Regions from separate parts of the Homo sapiens genome. Here all the other regions are linked to region 1. The links are chromatin loops, found by intact Hi-C in ENCODE. Cell type or tissue: Calu3. All regions are shown on one strand.

Region 1 (5,000 bases):
TGGTAAGCACGATATAAAATCACAAAATGGTACTAACAGAGACCTGTGTGATTATTTATGTCAACATTTTCATTTTCCACATGAGGAAACCAAGGCACAGATAAGAGAAACTTCATGCTTCCAGTCCAGTGCTGTTTGTATTATGCCAGATTCATCTTCGACTCTAAGCAGGATCGGATGTGGGGTGTGTTGTTGAAAGTGGCAGGAGAGCCAGATGGAGGCAAGCCCCACCTTCATGCCTACAATGTAGAGTTTTGGCATTATTTCCAAATAAATATATATAATAACTGGAATACTACTCTCTGTTATATTGAACACTCTCAGAAAACATTATAAATATCAAATGTTAAAGCCTAATTTATTAAAAAGTCCTGTTAGGGGATGTCTTTATTATTTCACATATTGGAATCTCAAATTGTGGCATTGGTCTCAGCCTTTCTGTAACTCACAAAAGCTCTACTGATGAGAAAGTGATACCATAGTATTTACATGGGTGCTTAAACATTTAGACATCCATGTGAACAGACGATTCCAGGAAGAATTGCTGGTAGGACACAGAGCAACATCAAGGCAGGCCTTGACTCATCCTAGATGATAAGTTAAAAAAAAAAAGGTCAACATGGACGTGAAGAAAGAACAATAAAAGGGAAGAAATGCTAGATAGTGAAAAGGGAGAAAAGAAGAAAAGAAAGGAGGTAGTGTACCCTGGCAGTTCCCAGGAAGTTAAGGTGGCAGGGGAAATGCAAAGCTCTCTGATGGGGATGAGGCTCCTAGTCTTTTGACAAAAATAGAAATGGGGGCTTTCACCGTTAACCCCCACATCACTTAATAAAGCCTGTTCAATAGTCTCATGTGTTTTTTGAAGCATAAAGGATTTGAGTTGACTCTTACTATTTTCTAGCTTGACTCAAAGATGGTTTACAGCACAGGAAGTTCCAAGGTTTCACATAAACAATGTCATGAGAGTTATTAATTTTTGGAGTTAAGATTATTGCCTCCTAACTGACTTTCTGAACTTTTTGGATTTAGAAACTACTGCTTTGAAGGCAAATATTTGCTTTCCATATTAAAAAAACCACTTTTTAGAGTATGTAAAATGACACACTAACATGAACTAAATTCATAATGAAGCCAAATTCTTTTTAAAAATATTAAATCTATAAAATTAGAAAACCATTTCACCCTTTTGTGTAAAATACCTATGCTAATGCCTTGCTCACTCGTTTTTTAAAAAATCAATTTTAAGGAGAATAAAGAATTCTGCTGCAAAAACAAGTTGAAAGTCTAAAACTCGTTTATTGCGGTAGAGGCTCCAAGATCACACACGTCCATTAGAGGTATTCAGTGCAGGGTCACTGGAGGGTCGGCAAGAGACAGCCAATTAGATGTCTGTTTTTCCTTTCAAAGTCCTGTCTGTTTCCTTCACTCTCTTCAAAACACCCTAAGTAGACATATATATCATGAAGTCAAAGCGAAAAAAAAGAAAAAAGAAAAGAAAAAAGAAAGACAAAAAGAAAGCCTTAGAACAGTGGGAGTTTTATTATCCAATAGTCATATGCATTTTAAATACCCATCATTATCAAGAGGAAAAACGAAGCCTGGTGTCTGGTAAGAAGATGTGCTACAAAGTAGAATACTATTCAATTTTGTCTAAACTCAGGCAGGAAAAGGCTACTGAATGCAATCCTTGGTTTCCCACCGTGGAAGATAGATGACTTCAAAGTTGTAGCAAAAGTATTTGTTTAGAGTAGGGAGGATCAAGACTTTCTGGTATTTACAGTGAAAAAACAACAACAACCCAGCCTATCTTTTAGAAAAGGAATGCATGGTTAAATTGGCTCAGCTTGTCCTTAGCAACCTGAACTCGGAGGCCACATTTTTTCCTCTCTAAGAAGCAAGTGGGAACTTGAAAAGTATGTAGCATGTCGTGAAAAGGGAGCAGTGAACTTTGCCCAGGTCTGCAGCCAGCACTGAAATCTGAACCTTCTGTAGTCCCTGGACTGGTGTCCCACCTCGCTACCCCCAACCTTCCTTTTTAATCCCTCTGCATAGAGCGCCTTAGCAAACTACCTTGGCCTGGAAGCAGAGCAGTTGTGACTTCTGAGGGAAAACCTGTTCTCTAAGTATTTCTGATGCCATTAAGAAGGAAATGCTAATGACAACAAAAAACCCCACTAAACCCCAGCTTTATAATTATGATTATGATATTCAACCTTATTTTTTATAATATGTATGGAGAAAATATAGAAAGATTTTGTTCTGTTGCATTAATTTTCAAGATAGCTTGAGAAGTTTTGGAGGTTCCCTATGTAGAGATTGTCACTGCTTGGAAAGATTTTTCTTACCTTGTTGGCGGGGAATATCATCAAAAGCCCTGCATTTAGGCGGCTTGCAGTATGAATCGTTTCACAACAGTAAGTTACTTGGTAACTTGAGCTGCACTCGTTCCTGAAATTCTTTCACCTAATTGAAGATTAACTTGATTCCCCGGATTGTTGATGGTGGTTGACAGTGTGGGGCTGGGGTGGGTGGAAATAGATTATTCAACTCACAAAGAAGTAGGTGTACCCTAAGTGACTGTTCCATTACTGATCATGATTGTTTGCCTTCCTAAGTATTCATCAAACTCGGTGCTGCAGGATCGTGTGGGGAGGGAGGAGAGTGTACCGCCAGTGTTCAGAAAGCAGGTGAACCTCAGAGAAACTTCAATATTTTGTAAAGAGACTTATATGTAGTAATGGCTACTCCAGAATCCATTAACGCCCAAACAAGCCGACTCAAGGGTTCTGGCTTTCTCAAGTGGCTAATGTAAACAATATGAAAGTCAATAGTCGGGGACATTCCAAGATAGTATTAACACGATTGATTTATTGATGGTTGCACAATGGGAGGTTATCTTTTGTTAATTGACTCGGTAAATAAGCTCCCAGGCGTCAGGGCATAGGGGGAAAAGCAACCAGTGGAGGAAAAGGTGAGGCACCTGGATTATAATTTTTTTCAACTCCCAGCCTGTCTTGGTAAATTCCATACCACTTCCTCTGCCAACCTCAAACACAGTTTAGCAATTTTAATTCCGGCCAAAACTCTGCATCCATGTTTCATGAGGGGAAGACTCAAGGGTGGTATGTTCCTATCAAACAATCCAACTTTCTTTCTCTTTCTTTCTTTCTCTTTCTTTCTCTCTCTCTCTCTCTCTCTCTCTCTTTCCTTCCTTCCTTCCTTCCTTCCTTCCTTCCTTCCTTCCTTCCTTCCTTCCTTCCTTCTCTCTTTTAAAAACTTTTACTTCAGGAAGATTAAAGCAATAGTAGTTGAGAGAGAGACAGAGAGAGAGAGAATTCACCGACTTGGCTTATTTATTAATACAAATCTAGAAATGGTAGGGAAGATGCATGTATGATCTTTTTTTTTTCTTTTTCTTTTTTTTTTAGATGGAGTCTTGCTCTTGTTGCCCAGGCTGGAGTGCAATGGCACAATCTCTGCTCACTGCAACCTCTGCCTCCCAGGTTCAAGAGATTCTCCTGCCTCACCGCCCCCCAAGTACCTGGGATTACAGGCGCCTGCCACCACACCCAGCTAATTTTTGTATTTTTTGTAGAGACGAGGTTCGCCATGTTGGCCAGGCTGGTCTCGAACTCCTGACCTCAGGCGACCCACCCACCTCGGCCTCCCAAAGTGCTGGGATTGCAGGCATGAGCCACTGTGCCCGGCCTTCACGTGTGATCTTTTAACCTCCAAGAAATGATTGAACCATAGGGATAATACATTGTTTGCTGTTGGCAGTTATTTATGCAGCATTTCTCCATAAAGACTACCATAATTTGGTACTTCCTCCTCCTATGAGGAAGGGGGAAAGAAAAAAAAATGCTTTATAAATTTTGGTCGACTCCTAGTACAGCAGTCCCCCGTATCCGCAGTTTTGCTTTGCATGGTTTCAGCTACCCGTGGTCAATCACAGTCTAAAAATATTCAGTAGAAAATTCCAGAAATAAACAATTCCTAAGTTTTAAATTTCACACTGTTCTGAATAGATGAAATCTTCTGCCATCCTGCTCTGTCTCGCCTGGGCTGTGAATTGTCCCCATTGTCCAGCGGATCCATGCTGTATGCCCACCCCTGCCCGTAGTCACTTAGGAGCCATCTCTGTTGTCATATTGACTGTCACAATGTCACAGTGCTTGTGTTCAAGTAATTCTTATTTTACATAGTAATGGCCCCAAAGTGCAAGTATAGTGATGCTGGCAATTCGGAGATGCCAAAGGGAAGCCGCAAAGTGCTTCCTCTAAATGAAAAGGTGAAAGTTCTGGACTTAATAAGGAAAAGAAAAAGTATCCTGAGGTTGCTGAGATCTACAATAAGAATGAATATAGTATCCATGAAACTGCGAAGAGGGAAAGAGAAATGTGTGCATAGTATGTTTAGGGCTTGGTGCTGTCTTCGGTTTCAGGAATCCACTCAGGGTCTTCGAGGGTATCCCTCAAGCGCAAGGGGAGACTGCCGTATTATGTCTGCGGAAGTGGGACCTCCTAGATCAATTCCTAACACTTTGAACTTGGCAAGATAGATTTTTTTTTGGACTTTTACACTTTTATCAGCGATAGTTTAAAAATTTAAATTGCTCACTGTTTAACCCTTGCTATCTTCTAGAACAGTGGTCCCCAACCTTTTTGCACCGGGAACCAGTTTTGTGGAAGATGATTTTTCCATGGACAGGGTTGTGGGGATCATTTTGGGATGACACTATTCCACCTCAGATCATCAGGCATTAGATTCTCATAAGGAGCACCTAACCTAGATCCCTGGCGTGAGCAGCTTACAATGGGGGTCAGCTCCTATGAGAATCTACTGCCACTGCTGATCTGACAGGAAGCATGATCCGAAGTGATGCTCCCTCGCCCACTGCTCACCTCCTTCTGGGGCCTGGTTCCTAACAGGCCACAGATTGGTACGGTTCCGCAGGCTGGGGTTGGGGACCCCCGTTCTAGAACACTCAAAAAACATCA
Region 2 (5,000 bases), 250 kb after region 1:
AAGGTTTGAGGACCACCTGGTTATCTCTTAGTTCCCAGAATAAAGTCACCAGGGCCCAGGAAATATCCAGGAGATAATAAATCAGTGAGTTCCCGCAATGAAGGAAAGGGGAAAAATAACCAAAAAGGAAATCGAAAAGATTTAAATTTCAACTTTAGGTTTTGAAAGGATTATTAATATAAACAGCCTTAGGAAAAAGGACGTTTTGGTCAACATCCCATACAATTAAATGTAATACAACTTTTTTTTTTTTTTTTTTTTGAGAACGAGTCTTGCTCTGTCACCCAGGCTGGAGTGCAGTGGCACGATCTCGGCTCACTGCAACCTCCGCCTCCCAGGTTCAAGCTATTCTCCTGCCTCAGCCTTCCGAGTAGCTGGGATTACAGACACACACCACCATGCCCAGCTAATTTTTGTATTTTTTGTAGTGACAGGATTTCACCATGTTGGCCAGGCTGGTCTTGAACTCCTGAACTTGTGATCCGCCAGCCTCAGCCTCCCAAAGTGCTGAGATTACAGGTGTGAGCCACAGCGCCCGGCCTGCAATACAAGTTTAAAACAATGATACACATGCAAAAAGTCACCTTAAATGCTCGTCCTCGATTCTCAGGATGGCATTCATCTTCTTGGGACTGGGAAAGGCCTTTACATAGTTTTTATTCTTCTTCTTCAGTTTGCTTCTAACCCTAGTAATCAATAGCAGAAACAGAAAAGCTGAGGAAAGCCAAGATGCTTCCATTTCTGAGCATCCCTCCTCGTCTGTTCCCTGTGGCTGGGCTTAGAATCCAGTCCTGCCCCCAGAGAGCTGGGTGTTGCCCCACCATTCCCAGCTCCAATACCTGCTCCTTGCTTGGAGCAGTGTGAACTGTCAGTAGCTCGTGGGCTACAAAGATGCTGTGGGACTTTGAACTCTTTTTATCGTGAGCTCAGTGGACCTTTCCAAGCCCCTCATGAGCCTAACAGGTGAACTGTCAACAGCAAGGCTGGGGAGAGGTCTGGAGTGTTAGGGAAGGTGAGTTCTGGGTGCAGTATTTCCTGTGTTTCTATAGGAACTAGTGGACAGAGATCATTTTGTGTGTTTGTGTTTGTGTTTGTGTGTGTGTGTGTTATAGATTTTAACCATCTTAAAATGAAATGACTAGTCAGGTCCGGAGGTGAAATTGTGAAACTGCAGTTAGATTCCCAGGCTTTCACAGCTGCTGAGCAACTGTTCCCCAACCTCGGTTGTGAGGTGTGTCTTACGTCATTTGTTACTAATAAAACAAAGTGCTACAGTTTGTGGGCAACTTACTGATTTTATAAATTAGATTACCTTTTCCTAGAACAACAACATTCACACCGACTTGCTTTCTGATATGCTTTTTTAAAAGTGCTTTATCTCATATCGATAAGCAGGTATATCGCCTACGCAAACTGACTTTGATAATTATAGATGAATATTTAGCCATTGACGTCACCTTCATTATTAGCCTTTTTTTTCCCTGAGACTTTCCTTATTGTAAATATCTGCATCCTGTGATATTTCTGCAACAGCGGCTTTAGTACATGGCTTCATGGAGACAAGTAAATGGGTCGTGAAGTCTCCCAGGTGGGACTGTGACTTATTTTCTCATTAACCAAAAAACCTAACACAGGCTCTGCTATGTAAAAGGTACTCAATATATTTTTTAAAAAATAATTTTTTATTTCTTTAAACCCCAGCAGATATATTTCTTTCCTTTCTTTCTTTTTTTTTTTTTTTTTTTGATGGAGTCTTGCTCTGTGGCCCAGGCTGGAATGCAGTGGCACGATCTTGGCTCACTGCAACATTTGCCTCCCAGGTTCAAATGATTCTCCTGCCTCAGCCTCCTGAGTAACTGGGATTACATGCGCGCCACCACGCCCGGCTAATTTTTGTATTTTTAGTAGAGACGGAATTTCACCATGTTGGTCAGGCTGGTCTTAAACTCCTGACCTCGTGATCCACCTCCCAAAGTTCTGGGATTACAGGCATGAGCCACCGTGCCCGGCCCCAGCAGATATATTTCAATTCGCATAACAAATGTGCTCATAAGTTGTAAGTAAACTAAGATTTTTTTTCCCTTAACTGGATAAAATTTGAGGGGGGTGACTGTTTTTTTTTAAAAGGTGTGGTGGTTTGGAGTTGGGTTTCTCTTGCAGTCCAATACACTGCTCTCAAATTTATCTACTTTGTAAATCCGTGCCTTTATATAAAATATTATTCTTGATAACATTTGCCTTTCTAGAACTAGTGGTAGTAAATGAGGTAACTTTGTCTTTTTTCATTTTATTGAACTCATACTATTTAAGATATTTGTTCAAGTTAGTAGGCTGAGGGACAGAGCTCAGAAAGGTAGTTCTAAGTGTAAAGTTCCATGTCTGAGCCTCAGTGTCCTTGTCTGCCCTCAGCTGTTCTGATGACTTTTAAATGAGGGAGTAGTTATGAAAGTACTCAGAGCTGTACAAATATAAGCATGTTGTCGTGAGTGAGGTGCTCAGGCAGAAAGGCTGCATGCACAGGTATGTAGGGGACTCTTGTGCCCAAATTGCAGAATTACAGGAAGTGGCCAGGGAAGGGATATCACCATGAACCTCTGCTGCAGCCTGGAGTAACAGACCATCAAGTTGGGGGAACACTCGAGAGAGAGGCATGTCTGTGGAGGACTGACCGCTCGGGGAACCATTCCTGCCCCGTGTTTGTGATCTTAACAGCCTGCTGCTCGTATCATTGGTCGCATCTGAAATTTAAAGTTTTATTTAAAATTCAAGCTAAAAAAATTTCCCAAGCCCTGCCCAGAGTGTCCAGGTCGCATTCCCTGCTTGAGCCCTTGTGTGCTGTCTCAGTCCACATGGAAAAAGCTCTGACTGAAGCCACCGCCCTGGGTTGGAGCTCCAGTCTCGTAATTCCCCTAACTTGACTTTGCTTCTCCATCTGCAAAATGAGAGTTGGGAGTTCGATGAATTCTAAGAGCTCATTGATTCATATTAACATTAGCCCAAATAAAACACAATCAAAGACACATTGGCAGACAAATACGAAGATTACCTTCATCCCAAAGTTAAATAAAAATGACTTTATTTTCTATTTGGCATTCATTATACACGTTGTAATTTTCTTCTTGCGACTGGAAAAATCCAGAGTAAATAGCTAGCACACAGAAGGATGTCCTCCGGCTTTTACTCCCTCACTCTTTCCCACTAAGTCTCTGTCATTTGCACGCGTCTTCCCCAATATTTGCATTTTTAATCTGTGACATCTCTTTTACCTGAATTTAAAGGAAGATGGTGTTTTCTCACCAGATTTGTAAAGTAAAACAAAATAGGAATATAAAAAGTTAAACGGGAAATTGTCATCGTTTCATTGCCTTGGCTGTGACAGGGTTACAGAGTGTGCTATTTCAATGCAAGGTCACTACTGTACTCCAATTCAAGCTTGTGTTTCCCAGAAAGTGGAATGATGCCTAGAGAAAGTGAACCACTTCTTTCTGTTGCAATGCTTTCCAGCACCAGTGAGGTTGTGCCTTCACTTTCTCCTCCCCAGGAATGTCCTGGGGAGGAGAAAGGACAGTTGTTTGACCTCTGCAGCAAAGCCTTATCTTGGGTGGAAGAGGAGGCTGATCCTAAAAAGCAGTCAATGTTCTCTTTCACATGTCTGACTCCTCAAATGAGTCCTGATGGTGAGAGAGAGAGAGAGAGCATTGAAACCTGTTTTAAATGTATAACAGACCAGCAAGAAATATTCTAACCATTTCATTTTCCAAAATGTGAATTGGAACCACAGACTGGAAAATCAAAACTATATTGAATGGAACCCCCCCCTCCCCACCCATGCCCAACAAGACATTGGCAGCATTAGCCCTGGTATTTATTGCTCATTTTAACTACAGTGCCTAGCAAGCACTTCCCCAGCCTGTATCGCAAAAAATATGTATGTATATAATTTATATACTTAATATTTTGCCCTAGCTTTCCTTGCCTATTTTACAGTGTTGGAGACTGTTTGTGTGTTTGCTATGTATCAGTTGACACCTCTGTAAAATCTTTATATTGAATGCCTTTGGCAACTATGTGCCAAATAATAGCGTTGCCATTTGTAATTTTTGTAGTTCCAGTTTTCCTATAAGCTTGGCTCTGTGTGTTACAAGTAGGAAAGGTTTAAAAAGCCTTATTGATGCTTCTTTCTAATGACCTTCCTCAGTGGTGTGAGTCAAAATCACTATTCCCTGACTTTCCTGTTCTTTTCTTCCATTAAAGACTCTAACTAGTTAAAGAAACGTGTCCTGTTTTGAAGATGCATTGCCCATAACACAATTCTGCTCCAGGAGTCTCTCTTATTCTTATTCAACTTATTCTTAAGTTTGGGGCTTTTAGACATGCTTGTTGCTCTCCATAGTGTCCAAGAGCATTATTTATTTTTATTTAAGACCTTTCCTGCTTTCCTGAAGACTATTTGAGGTTGTTTACAACAAAGATAATTAAATGATGAAGTAGATGAAATCACATAGAAAAGAAATCCAAAACTGTGTTAGACATGGATACAAACTTTATTCTTAAAGTGTAGGTTGATATATTTCTGTGAGTTAAGTAGAATGCAAACTCAATGAAAGCAGGAACTTTGTTCACTGATGAATCTCTATTGTCAAGTTTAGTGTCTAGACATCAGTATGTGCTCATGTATAATTGTTATTTATCGAACCAATATTAAATTCCATTTGGATTTTCCCAGAAGCTAATACATGAAGGGAAATGTGACAGGATATATAAAGTTATTGTAGAATATTGTACACTTAGAGCTCTTCTGGTAGTTAAAAAGACTTCATCTTACAGATGAGAAAACTGAGACCAAGTGAAAAGACTTGCCAAAGAAAAGTTCTAAAACTCAGACCTTCAGATTCCAAGGCCAGGGAGCTTTCTACTGTATTAATGTTGCAGTAGATAACCATGTTCACTCTATGCATAATAATCTATTGATATGGGCACAGAGTATGTTTGTGTGTGTA
Region 3 (5,000 bases), 720 kb before region 1:
ATCAGCGGACCCTTCTTACATTCATCCGATTTCCAAGCCTTGATGTGACATATGAAATAAGAAGAAAGTGACAACAAAAATCAATGTGTCTAAATAGTCTTGCTTCGAAATATACCTGTCACTGGCTTAACTCAGAAATTGGGTGGGATATTAGATCTGATATCTTTGTTGTTGTTGTTGTTGTTATCTTGGCTTCAGAATTTATTTTAGTACCTGAGGAGAAAAAAAGACAAAGCCTCTTCTTAATTGTGCACGGGAGAGAAGTCCACTTACTAAAAATAATTCACAATTTTAAACAAATAAAATTATCAATGACTGCCCATTCTTGCATTGGGCCTTTATTCTCTTCCATGTCAACATGCTTCTGATGAAAACGAGTTCTGCTACATCTTAGTGGAGTCATGAGGTTTGAGAATTATTCACTAAAAACAAATCTCTAGGAAGTTAACATATTTTAAGTTAAAAAGTATAATATATTAGAAATTATGCCTCTATGAATCTAACAGTTTTACAATTGGAATTTAGAGACAGGAGATAAGTATTAAACTAAATTTTGAGCATATTTTTCTTCTATTACATTCCCTATATAAATATGTATAAAAGCATACATTTCTATAAGCTGTCTTATCAATTATTTTCCTATTTTGCATAACACTTGTTGTCACTGAGACTTTAAATAGAAAATATATAATGCAAAGTTTAAGTAGTCCTCAGAAAGAAAATGCCTTGCTTCACAGTCTGAGGAAAGAATTTAGGTTTTCAATCTGTAGATTGTGAAATTTAAAAACTACTTAAACACTTTACTGAAGAAAAGACTCCCTTTTAATAAAAAAGTCACCACATCAAGAAAAATTAGCAATCTTAAACATGCGATCTTTTATGAGTCTCTTTTGAAAAATATACAACTTGCCAAAAAAAATTACAAAGATGATTGTCTATGTTTAAACAAAGCAGTAAAGGCCATTCAACCTCCCATTCACACATAAATGCATTTTCTTTTCAAAGGATATTTACCCTTTAAGGGGACATTTTTAACCTTGTGACACCATAAAATTCCATGCATGCAAAGTTATTTGTTTTTATTTTTCTGACATTCATTCTTGACCAGATATTTTCCATGGGCTTTCTCATGTTACTCAACTAGAGGCATAATTTTAATAGTTTATTTTAATACCTTGATTAATAGGAGCAATCTGTTTAAAAATAGTATTAGTGTTGGCATTTCGTAATGAATTGCAGAAGCTGAGCAGACATGCTCTTTTGTGCCTTTTTCAATTTCCTTTGAAAATGTGTTGAACTCCTCAGTATTTGTTCAAACCTACCAAGTTTTAACATGAACTAAGCATTAAATGGATTTGGAATCTGAGAAGGGTGTTCGCCTACAATGTAGCGATATGGGGAGAAAAGGTTTGGGTTGAGACCGGCGACTTTCAGAATTATAAGTGCTGGCAAGTAAGAACCACAGCCCGGCAATTTTGGAGGCCCCCAGCATAGCCACTGCTGCTAACCAACCAATTTTAAAAGACCAAAGACTAGGTTTTCTCCCAAAGTGACAGTAGTTGCAAATTTGCCATCTAACTCACAGTGGCACTAGCCCAATCGAGGCAATTTCCTGAGAACTTATGATAATATGTCCCTGTTACACAAGACCTAAAAGATTTTTAATGGCCTGTTCCTACAAAACTAAAATAAAAATGGCTGGCCTGTACAATAAAATATTTCACTGGAAATGAAACATAAACAAATGCACTAGTACTCCATTTTGAAAAGAACTTTGTAAACTTATTGTTTAAAATTATGAAATATGTTCAAATTTACAACAATAAAACTCTAGGAAAAACAGTGATGCAAATGTTTAACATGAGATTCATACAATTTGCTTTACCCTATCTTGTAAATAGCTAGACCGATAGCATCTAAATACCAAGGATGAAAAAGAAAAGGTATATGTGTGTTTTTTGTGGGGGTGGTGGGGGGCGATGTACATCCTAGAACAAGGACATCTCAGAGGCTTTGGAAATCTGAAAGAATGCATTCACTCTTCAACAATCCAATGACAATTAATATTTGTGAAATATAGTCTTGAAAGCAATTTTGTTCATTGTTTTTGTGAAACTGACAGAATAACTTATTCTAAGTCATGTTCTAAGTGGCACTTATAAAAAACACTGAGACGTGGCACTGTTTGTGACATATTGAGGGTCAATTGTGTGAAGAACCAAGGCAACAAACCCATCAAAAAGCAGTAAATGGAGGTCTTTGTCTTTAAGTTATGAAGAATGTGTATGTATTTGATCCTGCCAGCCAGCAGTCCTGCAGCTTTCTGGGCATAAGACAGATGGCAGTGCAACCAAGCTAGAATTCAGACCTTCCTTCTTTCCCTCTGGGTCTAACTCCTATTATCCACTTGTAAATTAACCTGTCAATTTATCAATCAACACCATCTTGATTCTCCCGTTCCACAGCCCAGCCTTGCAGTGAATTTGCCTCGTAAATAACTGGGAGCCCCGTGTTTGTTAGTATTGTGAATGAGTTTATTATCACTTTGATGGCTGCTATGAATCACAAATGCTGCTGAGAGGCTGATAAGAAAAAAGTACATGCACACATTAACAGGGTTGAAACTATTTTAGAGATAAAAGATGGAGTAACTGTGATAGCAAATCATTTAAATTGAAAAAAATGACTAAAAATTGTGTGTGTGTGTGTGTGTGTGTGTGTGTGTGTGTGTGTGTGTGTTGGACAACCCCCTACTTATAGTCAAAGAGAGAGAGAAATGAATCAACTTTCTTGTGTACTGTTCAAAAAAAGTATCTGCAAGACGACATTAGTAGGCAGTAATAGCTCTTGGGTCTTGCAGGATAACTGTTTTATTTAATAGTTTAGGTTCAAACTTCAGGAAACACCCCGCTCTGTTCTAACAGACCAGTTGGCCAGGTTTACGTGTAGGTGTTGCATGGGAACTTGAAAAAGAAGGGAAAAAAATCCAAATTGTATACTTTATTAGAATAATATACGAAAGTATAGCAATATCTATTAAGTTAAATGAGGCAGTTTGATAAGCTTAACACATTAATAAACAATTAACATTAAAGTGCTAATTAAATTCTTTCCCCTGTGTCAGTGAAATAGTTATGTATTTGACATGTAAAATTAAATTTAAGTGATTTTTAAGTTAGAAATTCTTCAACAAATGCTGCACATATGAAAAATTTACCTTTAATTACAAAATTATATGTTGTCTTCAGTTTCCAATGTCAGATTTTTCTCAGCATGATTATTCTTTTACATTTTAAAATATCATATGAATACAAATCAGCGTTTTTAAAGAATACATAGCATTACATTCTGAGGATTAGGACCCATGCTATTAACTCAGAATTACTTTGAAGGATTACTTTAAATATACTATATTTAGGACTACTTTAAAACTATATGTTTAATCAGGTACGTATTTTTCATTTAAAGCAACGTTCACAGTTTGTAGTGAGTAAATATAAAAATAAGACTTAACTTTTCAGGTTCTGGCACATATGTTTTTCTTTAAAAATTGCATTCTATATTCCATTAACTGGGTATTTCATTTTTAATCACAATTGAGATATTTCTTTCAATATTTTCAACTTAATGTACGTAAGTCTTTTGTTGGAAAAGTGTCTGTAAATGAATCCTAAATACAAGCAATCACATTATTTATTAAAGAAAATAGAAAGTTACATGTAATATACTTATGATGTCTTTTCAATATGCAAAATATATATCATTTGTAGGTGATTTTAAAACAAAAAAAAATTCCTGATAGTGTTATTTAAGCAGATCATCATGAAAAATATTGCAAGGCATGACATACGGTTAAAGTTCTCAAACTTGTAAGTCAGAAATAAACTATTAGTTGTCACATGGGAAATACTTTGGCACAATTAAGACACTGCATTAAAAGGGAATATTCCCTGAACATTATTATACCCAATATGTCAACAGTAGAAATGTGATAAAAAATGAAACTATTTGTTAGAATGCAATTTAGAAAACCTGATAGGTTGTCCATTTTATTCAGTTTATAATTAAGATAGTGTTTAAATCTGAAATGAATTCTATATATGCATGTTCAATAGACTATAGCACAACAATAAGAATGGAATCACATCTCATTTTATCGTAAATTGTGTAATAAGCGATAAGGTAAAAACTAGGGCTAAAATCCTTCCAGCAAAAATGAAACAGAGCGACCTCAATTGCCCTAATTCATTCTGCTTTTTTCCTTTTTTTTTTTTTTTTTAAGTCTCTTCATTTTCCCTCTGTTCACGTTATTAGCTTACACATGAGTGCGTTATTAGAAAATAACAAAGCCAAACAGGGGGACTTCGAAGGAGCGGGAGATAGGTTCCTTCTACAGCTGAAAGGTATTCTCATTTCATTTGTTAGGAGTTGCAAAAATAGTTTTATAGCCAGGGAGGGACAATGACCTTTCTCTTTCAACAAGCTTGGTGGTTGGTCTTTTGATGGAAAAACTAGGGGATACAACATCTGGTAATTTGTGTTACTGAGCTTAGCTGAGGTCTTAACGATGTAAGCAGATTATTCTTGAAGAAGAACAAAAAAAATTCCGGAAGACTCAATGGACTATTTAAAGTTATTAAGCAGTGCATTCTAGCACTTCAGATCTCTTTTCTGATTCATTTTCCCTTTAATGCTATGCCTTCGAAGCAATTTTTTTTTTTAGGTCTCCCTCCTTCCAATTCCAGTTGACTTTTTTGGTGGTCCACAGCTGTTTTGTCATTCATACCGGCCTCCTTTTTTCCATCACAGCAGAAATGATTACTTTGCTGATTAAATTTTCTCCTTCAGAACTTTAGGAAGCTCTCCTTCACCCCCGGGAGTCATTGCGAGACCAGAAGGGTCAAGCAACACCAAATAGCAACAGCCAAGCCTCCGCAATTTTAAAGAAAGAAAAAAAAATGTGAACAGGAGCAATGCGTGAAGAAAATGACCCACCCTGT
Region 4 (5,000 bases), 93 kb before region 1:
GTCACACAGAAAAATGAGATGCTGGGGCTCAGCATCAAGTTCTTAAGTCCCTGGGTCAGTGCTTTAAGGTACCCAAAGTTGCAAAGCAGAAATTATTCTTAAAATGGCGGGTAATCTCTTTTAGGATTTAATGATAAGTGAATGAATTGGGAAAGGATCCCATTGAAAAGATGACCATCATTTACACTTGAGAGCCTGTTATTCTCCAAAGCTACCTACTAGGACTGAAATTCGCATGTGCATGTCAATTAAAATTAAGTTTCCATTCCAACCATTTAAGGTGAATTAACTTTCATCATTTAAAAATGCAGATATGAAATGTTTTTCAACATAGAGACTTGGGCACCATCCTGGATGGTAATCTGGTCTTATGAATCCACTGGGCATTATATTTTTGTTTCTGAAGAAAATATCCTTGTTTTCCTCGTGAATGCATTACATAGGATTTTTAGAGATCATTTTGTGAAGAAGGGAGTGAAATATTGGCAAATGATATTAAATAACGCTGTGATTGTGACTGAACAGATTAAGACTTTGTCTATACGACACCAAACATCTGGATGAAAATGGAAAAAAGAAAAGTAAAAATCCTTGATGTTCTGTTTACTTGATACCATACATCTGGATCTTTAATAACATCTGGATTTTTGACTCTTTTCTCCTCCTAGGTTTCATCTGGGTGTTTGGCATCATGTTCAGAAATGTGAAAAATAAAATTCAGCACCGTTATTACTGAATTAGATAAAATGATTGTATTTAATTAATCCGTAAATATTAACTAATTATTCTGTTTACCATAACATGTAATGAATATAATTCTCCACCAGGCAAATAAAGAAAGAAAGATGTAATTAGGTGATTTAAGCATAAAACTTGGCTGAAAGCATATTTAAATCTTGGTCATAGTTTACTGGCATTAATTTCCTTGGGCAAAAATCTTTGTAGGTCCTCAGACAACCATTTTCTCTTCTGAGGAATAGATTTCCCTCGTTCTTCTGAGGGTCTGTTCATTTACAATGTGTTTTGACAGTAGTAAAATTTAGTAAACATTCAGTAACATATGAGATACATCTAGTAATAGATGTTTTCTTTGCCAAGTGAATTATCTGGGGCTGATAAAAATCAGTGTAAAACCCACTCTCAGAGCAGCCTTCTGACATGCCTGAGGCTGAACCCCGAAGAGGAATCTACTGAAACTGGACTTGAAAGCCTTTGTCACAATGAAAAGCACCTTCTGTGACTGACATTCTTTTGTGATCTCCTCCAAAAAAGTTATCATAATTATTGAACATTTCCTCTGTAGCTTATTCTCAATCCAATCAGTTATAATGAAAATAGTCTGCTTGCTTTTTATATTCTTAAGTTTTCAAAATGATTAGTGCTTCCTTGAGATATCCCATTAATTGGACACACAACCCAGATGAAAAGGCTGAAACCCAAGAGTATATAAAAAAACATAAGGTTGTTGCAATTTAAGTGCCTTCAAAAGATCTAATTTGATTTCTAAAAGCAATTTTGCAGATGTGAAAATTAAAGGCACGCAGAAACAAGATATGATTTAATGAACGTGTAGGTTAAGAAACATTTAGAGGTTTCAGTAGCTTTACTCTGACGTTTTTGTTTGTTTGTTTAGCTGTTATGTTGGAAAGATTGAGTCCACAACACAATAAAAATTACTGAATTTTATGGGTCGCTATTTCCTTGATCAAATTGTCCCATTCTTCCCAACATGTTTCTGAAGCAACTTTGTATTTCTGTCTGCAGATTTTCAGGTCCAGGACCCGTCAATCAAATTTCAGATTCTAATAAAGTCCAAGGGTCTCTCCACTTAGGTTTGTCTTAGCTGTTTCATCAATGAGCCCCTCCCCCTTTCCCAGCAAATTGCACACTTATTCCCACTTAAAAAAAAAAAAGAGAGAGAGAGAGAGACAGAAAAATAACCCTTCCCACTGGTTCTAATGACATCTTCAGTCATTAATGAGTTAATAAAAATCTCGAAGTCATCTGGGCTAGATAAGAAAGAAGAAAGAAATGTATTGTACTGTAATGACAGGCTCTCGAGCTGCCCTCTGAGATGTCATGGGTCAGTCATGTTAAGAATGTGTGCGTCCAATCATCTGCTGATTTTTATCAGCAAGCTCTCCAGCAGGAGCTGACAAGGGCCAGTTTGGGAGTCACAATGAATAAACAATGACTTTTTGGATTGTTGGGGGCTGTGTAATAGAGTGAGGGGTTTATATATACTAAAACATGATGACATTAGCAATCAATATACCAATTACTGGACAAGTTATTGGAGGAGGCATTCACGTGTCTTCAGCCTGCTTGCACTTTGAAGGGGCCTCTAGCAGGGAGAGTCCGTGTGCCCAGAGGCCGGCAAAGGTTCAAGACGTCAGGCCCAGATCTAAAAGGCAAGCCCCTCTTCTCAGGCTGAAGTAGTCCAGAGCTGGATGATTTGAATCCCCTGGGGAGTTTATTAAAAATACAGATTCCTGACTTTCCTTCTTAGAGAGTCCATCTCAGGAGTCTGGGGCTAAGGGTGAGACTTAGTGTTTTTAACAAAGTTTCCAGGTAATCCTGATCGGGAGCATTAGGGAACTGCTGTACAGTTGTAATTCCCAAAGTGCTGTCCCCCAGCCAGAGCAGCTGCATCCCTATCACCTGGGAGCCTGTTGCAAATGCACATTCTTGGGCCCCTCCCTAAACCCACTGAAACTGAAACTCACTAGGGGTGGGGCCTAGAGATCTGTGTTTTAACACAGCCCTCAGGTGATTCTGATGCACTGTACAGTTTGAGAACCAAGGCTGTAGTACAAAGATCCTTGCCAAGGTGTTGCAACACAGCTCTGTCACCTGTAGCCTCTGAGGCTCCTCATGGGTAATTTGTTACTTGTACTAGTTAGAGTGCTGGAGTTTGCAAATGATTTACTTAAAAAAATTAAATTAGAGTAGATCCAAGATTATCTTCACAGTCATGCCACTCTCATTCACTTGCATACTGCTAGGCTTTCTTGAATGATCTTGATGTATGAGTGACTTTGGTTATAGAATAGGAAGAATAAACATAGCTTTTGTCTATTATTTGAAGTGGAAAGAGAGAGTGGATTTGTACATAATCTTAAAAGAAAAGGAGTCCATAAGAAAAATCAATGTACGTGAAGCATTTATTTGATGTATGACAAATATTTATGTAGGTAACCAGTGCCACTTGTGAAACCCATGGGCAATTGGTGAGGTCTACTGTTTTCGTCTTTGGTAGCCACAGAACATGCAACGTGTCTTAATTAGAAGAAGAGAATATGCACGGCCCAAGGTCAGCATATCCTCAGAAGAGGAATGGCGAAGACCTTCTTGCAGTTGGGTTGAGACTTCCTTTATTCAGCCAAGGGTCCTCCTAAAGGGGCTTGCTCAGCTTTCAAAAGAGGTGGACTCGTTTGTCAGCCATGCAGTAGATTTAAATCAGTGTTCTCCAGAAGACGTTTGAAATAGTAATTTCATGTCTCAAAACATTGATTTAAAAAAATGTCCGGGGTCAAGTGAGAAACAGTAGATTAACCTGAGTTAAATATGATTGTTTGCAGCAGGGCCCCCAAAGCCTCCAGCACATTACTATGCACTGTGAATCCCCAGGACATTTGATCTTCAATAGATCTGATTACCCAAACCGTTTTATAAAGGATAAGCTTGTAGCATTGGTGTTCAAGGAATAGACTTTCAGGAGACACAGATTCCTATTTTCTAAGATGGCAACAACCTGTTGGTAGAAGCTAGTTCTTTTATATATTGTATAGTAAGGAACCTCTTCCTTTATTCTAATGTATCAAACCCTCTGTGTCTGGCGTCAGGATTCATTATGTGGTGGCTTGACGCCAGCAAAAAGGTTCATGTAACACTCACCAAAGAGTTAAATAAGTTGTCCAGTTGTTGATGGTTTGGTTAAATTATCCCTGAATTTTTGGCATATCTCCCAGAACAGGTACTCATAAAAAAAGAAAGAAACCTGGGTTTTGCTAAGTGAGATTACATTGTGTTTTCATATATGAGGGATAATTCCAGTGCAATACTTGCCTATACCCAGAAACTGGCTGCATAAGCAGACGGGCATTGGGCTGGGTCTGATGTTAGAAAGTACTTCTGCCCCCTCCATTGACAGTACTTCCCCCGTCTTTTCTAGCTCACGGGGCTCCAGATGGCCATAGCTGTGGTAGCCATCTTTGTCCCCGTACTGGCTATTTCTGAAGGTGAAAGGTTGGGGATATGTATTACAGAGGGCAGGTCAGGAAGGATTTAAGCACATTACTGGTTGTAAAATTTCTTTTCTTGAAGTTATGGCCAGAACTGTGCGTTCGTTAATGCCAAATGTTAATTCTTGCTGAGGACATGATGTCTTATAAATGTTGTAAAAGAATATCATTTTTCCTGTAGCAGGGCAGGTACTTTTAAGGCCATGTTAAGAAAAGGGCTAGTTTCCCCATAGCATCTGCAGGTCACCTGCTTGCTTATAAATCGTCTCTATGCTAACATCCCTTCCAACTGTTACACAATAGTTAGAAGAAATTGTCACATGGTAGAAAGAATAGAACTTAGCTGACATTTGAAAGACGTGTAAAGATTAAAAACAAGCAAACAAAAATTCCTCCAAAATAAAACAACCCCACCACCCTTGTTAATATTTGTCACCTTTTCTACATAGTTTTACAAGTCTCTGCTAGACTCAGAACTCATTAGGATGTGTCTCTCAACTAAAAATAATAGAGCAGGTTCAACTTTGGGAGGTCCTAAAGCCCTTTTTTCATCTCCTTTGTAAATATATCCCCATTGACACCACATGTGCTTCCAAGCTTTCCAGACATAAGGCGTTTGTATGATGGGATTCACTCTACACCCTCGTAGAAAAGAGCAGAAGTTCAACACAGTTAACGGAGATCTACCCACCACTGGTCTGGTTTGTTATGTAGTTGAATATTTCTCCCCTTTATATTCTTTGAAATGTTTTGAAT
Region 5 (5,000 bases), 61 kb before region 1:
GAGAACCGCTTGAACCCTGGAGGCGGAGGTTGCAGTGAGCCGAGATCACACCACTGCACTCCAGCCTGGGTGACAGAGCAAGACTCCGTCTCGGGAAAAAAGAAAAATACAAAAAGTAGCTGGGTGTGGTGGTAGGTGTTTGTAGTCCCAGCTACTCAAGAGGCTGAGGCAGGAGAATTGCTTGAACCCAGGAGGGAGAGGTTGCAGTGAGCCAAGACTGTGCCACTGCACTCCAGTTTGGACGACAGAGCAAGACTCCATCAAAAAAAAACAAAAAAAAAGAATGAAGAGCTTACTAAATACTAGAGAGCTAAAGACGGAAGTGGAAAGAAAGCAGGAGAAAATGACTTGGCTTGTGGCTTTTAGGCTTCCTTCTCAATCATTTCTATCCTTTCATTTCTGTTAATTTCAACAATGCTATCGACAGGAACATCTGCCAGATTCCTGTGATTCCTCCTCATTTTTTCCTGACATACTCCCTCGTCATCTTGTTTCAGACCATTCTGCATTTGGTATCTCAGAACTTGAAGAAAGTAAATCTTCTCTGGAAACAGAGTGACTTTCTACTGCAGAGGAAGCCACCACTCTTGGGTGTTCCCTGTGGTAAAATACGACTCTGATACAGCAAATGATGCCCTGGGGCTGAAGTAGCGAATCCTCTGTCCAAAGCACTCGGCCTTCCCCAAGATTAGTCATTTGGCTGTCTCTCTGCTGCTAGTAATTCAGAGATAATCATGTTACCAAGATGCCATTTAATCTGTATTTGGCGTATCTCAAGTTTTCATCTTCATTAATAGAGCCATCAGAGTTTCATCGGGCTTGACTGGTATTGGACACACCAGTGATTCACCCGGGGGGTGAGGTTTGCAGTTTGCATGGAGAAACTGTGCTTGCCAGATGGCAGCTGTTAATCTGCTTGCATCAGGGGTGCGAGGAGGCCTACGTTTGCCTGGCCCCTAGCCAGTGGGGCTCTCCCTCACCTCTGATTATACAATGACCTTGTGGCAGGCCCTGTTCTCCACTCCCAGCAGGCCTGAAGGCACTGGGGGGATTGGATGCCTGATGAAGGGAAGGAATACTTTTTCTGGCCTTCTTACAAGAAAGATTGCTAACCAAATCTTTGCTACCTATAGCCTAGGATATTGAAACATAAGCTCTCTATGGAAGTGTTGTAGGCCTTTCTCCTTAGTTCAGCTGAAATAGGGGTCTTGTCACACAACCACGAAATATTAGGCTTGCAGACACTTTGAAGGGTTAGAAAAACGGAATTTATTGGGCAAAAGGGAATAAAAGGGGAAGCAGATTCTCAGCATAGTGAGAGTCCTGCTAGTACAGGCTTCCCACCTCACAGGCTGAATCCCAGGTACCACCCAGGAAGAGAAGGAGCCAGGCTCCTCCCTCCTGCAAATGGCATGAGCTTCCCGAGACTCCACACTCCTCCCAGTGTGCAGGCCAGTCAGAGGTTCTCCAGGACCCCTTTATACGTGGCTGTCTCAGAGGGCAGTCTACGGTGGAAGGATGTGAACCTGGGAGTCAGAGAAACTTGGCTTTAAATCCAGACGCCAGCATTTAACTAGCGATGTGAAGTTAGGCAGATCACTTAACCTCTTTGAGCCCCAGATTCTTCCATTCACATGCTATGAACCTGATACCATCATCATGGTGGGTGCTTCATAGTCAACGCAGGGAAGTCAGATGGAGACTGATCCATGAGCCCCATGACCCAGCTGTCCTGCTCCTGGGAGTGGAACCCATCCCAGCATTGGGTGTGGTGGTGAGGATGGGGTGACTGAGGTGTTTTTCGCTGGGGAGATGGGTAGTGAGATGTCAGGGAGGCTCATCATACAATGCTATGCAGCAGTATGAAGCAGTGCAGATTAAATCTTAAAAACTGACTAAGAGGGAGGAAAACCACAAAAACATCTGTGGGCACCATTTATGTATAAACATACATATGTGTATATATGTAAACATGTATGTATATATATGCTTATACATAAACGTATGTGTATATAAGGTACATATACAGACAGAGCAAGGAAATTTGGGGTGTCTTATGAGAATGCATACAAACTCAAGGATGTCATCGAACACAATACTGCTATTGTTTATGGGTTGTGGGAGGAAAATGGAAGGGGAAAAGGAGATAAAAGTTAATGAACACATGAGTGAAGGGCTTGGCACAAACTTGTAACGATAGCGTGCTATGAGTTGAGGAGTATGACTTACTCAATGTTCTGTCCTGGGTCTAAAAGAAAAAGAAAAGTTCAACAAAAAAGTCAAGGGAAGGGGGAGAATATAATTCTCAGTAATGCTACGGGGGCTTCAGGGTCTGGGTGTGAGGACCGGCACCCATGTGGCTATGGAATAGCTCTCTCCCTTGGCTCTCTCTCTCTCTGTTGAGAGTGGGAAGAAATTTCAGGAGAAATATAAGGCATGGCCCAAGATACTCATTTGCTCTTATGTGAACTCTCGGTCTCTCAGTTTCTAGTTGCCTAAAGGCACTTCTCTAATTTTTCCCAATTCTCATTGCAGACCCAGTTTTGGTGACTTGGTCACTGCAGACCTTTCAGAATGTGTGGTGCTCATTCTTGTTAAACCAGTTGAGAATTTCCCCAATCCTTTGGCCCTGCGCACAAGTGTAGCTGCTCTTCCAATCAATGGGACCTTTGTATGCAGCAGGGCGGAAGGATATTATTATGTGACAAATGACCACAGGGAAACTCCCATTATTTTCCTTGTGTCTGAGAAATTATAAATGTGTAATAAGGAACACTTTGTAGTAACCCTTGTTAATTTATGATTTTAAATATGAATGTGAATTTATTGGAATGACACAATAAAGAGTCACCATGGGCACCGATTATAATTATCACCAAGTACAATGAAGCAGAGAAAGAAACTATCTCGCTCCTAAATGGCATCATCCATATAAGCCTTGCCTTGTTCAAAGCTACTCTGTAGTATTTTCTTTTAAATAAAATAAATAAGGCACAAATAAACAACATAACCTAAAGAGGAGATGGAATGGTCTATTTCTTTTTGTTTTTTGGAAGCTAAATTTTTGAGATAACATTAAAGATAAAAATCAGCAAGACACCTCTGGGCTACGAGAGGCTACTCTTATGTCACATGTCCATTTATCACCATCATCTTCTCTATGTTCTCTTCCCTTCCCCCCACTTTCTCCTCCTCCTACTTCTTGATTAGCCAGTCAGATGTCTTATTCTTCTGAAGGAAGTGATTTGTTCAGAGATGGGTACATGATACCAGGCTCTGCCAATACAAGGCTTGCCTGAGACATTGGTTGGAGATGTAAAGAAAGAAGTATGCTCACTTCTAGAAGAGCCACATATAAACCATTAACTGCAGTGAAGAAAGCCTGATGAAGGATGCCAATGGAGAAGGAAGCAGAGCAGCACAGAGCAGGAGCAATAGTTAGATGCGCATGATGACATTACTTGAGTACCTGGATCCAGCCACACCTGAAAACTGAACTCTCTAAACTCCTCACTTATTGGAACTAATATGTTTCTCCTTTTTGGTTTTAGTTGGTTTCAGTTGACTTTTTACTCATGGCAAACCAAAGATTTTTTTTTTTTTTTTTGAGACACAGTCTCATTTTATCACCCAAGCTGGAGTGCAGTGGCGCAATCTTGGCTCACTGCAACCTCCACCTCCCGGGCTCAAGCAATTCTCCTGTCTCCACCTCCCAGGCAGCTGGAATTGCAGGCATGCACTACCACGCCCAGTTATTATTATTATTATTATTATTATTATTATTATTATTTGTATTTTTAGTAGAGATGGGGTTTCATGATGTTGGCCAGGCTGGTCTCGAACTCCTGACCTCAGGTGATCCACCTGCCTCGGCCTCCCAAAGTGCTGGGATTACAGGTGTGAGCTGCTGCACCCAGCCAGCAAACCAAAGATTTCTGAGTAACACACCAAGTAAGAAAGGCAAACACTGCCACACTGGGAAGCACACACTCATTTATTAAACATTTAGCATGTCTTACTCTAGAACAGGAAGAGCATTTGTACAGATCATATGACTCATTTGAATCAATTTCAAACAAAGAGAACAAGTCTGTGCGTTAGTTCAAAGATGCCTGCCATATCTTTGGGTATCTAAATAAGTTCGCATGTGTGCTTTTACTTTAATAACCAAAAAGAAATGTGGCCATAGGTTGGGTTACCTGGATCATATATTCTAACTAGACAGTAATTCATAAATTCTGTGCCAGCAGTTTCATTTGTGACTACAGTTGCGTGAAGTCATGAAGAACTACTTTAATAGTCATAAGGTGATGAGCTGTATGACCTAAGGCAATTTACTTAACTTCTTTGTACTGTCAGTGTTTATCTGTCAAGTGGCAATAATAAGAGTATCTACTTCAACCAAACTTCCACCAATTCTTCTGAGTAATAAATAAGCAAATATATGTTAAGTGCTTAGAATGGTGGCTGGCACACTCACTCAGTAAATAATAGCTATTGTTATTCATTATCACCACCACCATCAACTTCATGTAGGAAGCTTCACAAGCAGTTTGAATAACTTGCAAATATGCAGAACTTTATTTACCACTTACAAAGTACTTTTGCCTGCATCATCCAATTTGAAACAGTAAATCTATGCTGCCACACAATATGCGTTTTACAGTTTGCCTTCTTGCAATTGAAAAGAGCAGTTTTTTTCAAATATTTACATAATATTTTGCAAGATGCACTGAATCTCGTATCACATATGAATGACTGAGGAACACTTTTTTTTTTTTCCTGCAGAAGAGTTAAACAAAAACATTTAAAATACAAATGTGGACTGGTTCTGGATATCTTTTACCAAGATTGGAAATTTAACTGCTTAATAAAACTTTGGTTATACCTGTTATATTTGTCAACAGACCTAATCATGGGAAATAAAATGTTACTTTGTTAAGAGTTACTTTATCTTTTCCTTAATATATCACTGATATCAAAAAGAAAAGGGTGAAGCA

What was found. Peaks named below come from ENCODE experiments on the same cell type or tissue, not always from the same donor. Only the 100,000 strongest peaks of a DNase experiment are listed, where the experiment ranks them.
Region 2: a loop joins it to region 1, with 1.9 times the contacts of the local background. A loop is called at or near these places in 2 of 110 quality-filtered maps.
Region 3: it touches region 1 in a loop (4-fold over the local background); 2 of 110 quality-filtered maps call a loop at or near these places.
Region 4: it touches region 1 in a loop (5-fold over the local background); 6 of 110 quality-filtered maps call a loop at or near these places.
Region 5: it touches region 1 in a loop (4-fold over the local background); 3 of 110 quality-filtered maps call a loop at or near these places.

Annotation. Positions count from the first base shown.
Region 1 is chr15:96,168,991-96,173,990 of GRCh38, reverse strand. The region is part of intron 3 of NR2F2-AS1 (NR2F2 antisense RNA 1); the gene reads left to right. All of the region lies in intron 1 of LOC112268156 (a long non-coding RNA gene), which reads right to left. It overlaps LOC105370997 (a long non-coding RNA gene), which reads right to left and starts at 2,408. Exons shown (of 3, transcript NR_188332.1): 1 at 2,346-2,408; 2 at 490-587; 3 at 1-239. In Calu3, no CTCF peak of the experiment used is centred here; DNase peaks (open chromatin) are centred at 1,980, 2,580 and 2,930.
Region 2 is chr15:95,920,177-95,925,176 of GRCh38, reverse strand. No RefSeq gene overlaps it. Among named protein-coding and RNA genes, the nearest start is that of NR2F2-AS1, 400 kb to the left of the region's middle. In Calu3, a CTCF peak has its summit at 2,610; a DNase peak (open chromatin) is centred at 2,546.
Region 3 is chr15:96,890,841-96,895,840 of GRCh38, reverse strand. No RefSeq gene overlaps it. Among named protein-coding and RNA genes, the nearest start is that of SPATA8, 110 kb to the right of the region's middle. In Calu3, a CTCF peak has its summit at 2,340; a DNase peak (open chromatin) is centred at 2,350.
Region 4 is chr15:96,262,258-96,267,257 of GRCh38, reverse strand. The region is part of intron 2 of NR2F2-AS1 (NR2F2 antisense RNA 1); the gene reads left to right. The region is part of intron 1 of LOC124903584 (a long non-coding RNA gene); the gene reads right to left. Among named protein-coding and RNA genes, the nearest start is that of NR2F2-AS1, 62 kb to the left of the region's middle. In Calu3, no CTCF peak of the experiment used is centred here; DNase peaks (open chromatin) are centred at 2,107, 2,407 and 2,757.
Region 5 is chr15:96,230,121-96,235,120 of GRCh38, reverse strand. All of the region lies in intron 2 of NR2F2-AS1 (NR2F2 antisense RNA 1), which reads left to right. Among named protein-coding and RNA genes, the nearest start is that of NR2F2-AS1, 94 kb to the left of the region's middle. In Calu3, no CTCF peak of the experiment used is centred here; DNase peaks (open chromatin) are centred at 2,230, 2,620, 3,260 and 3,930.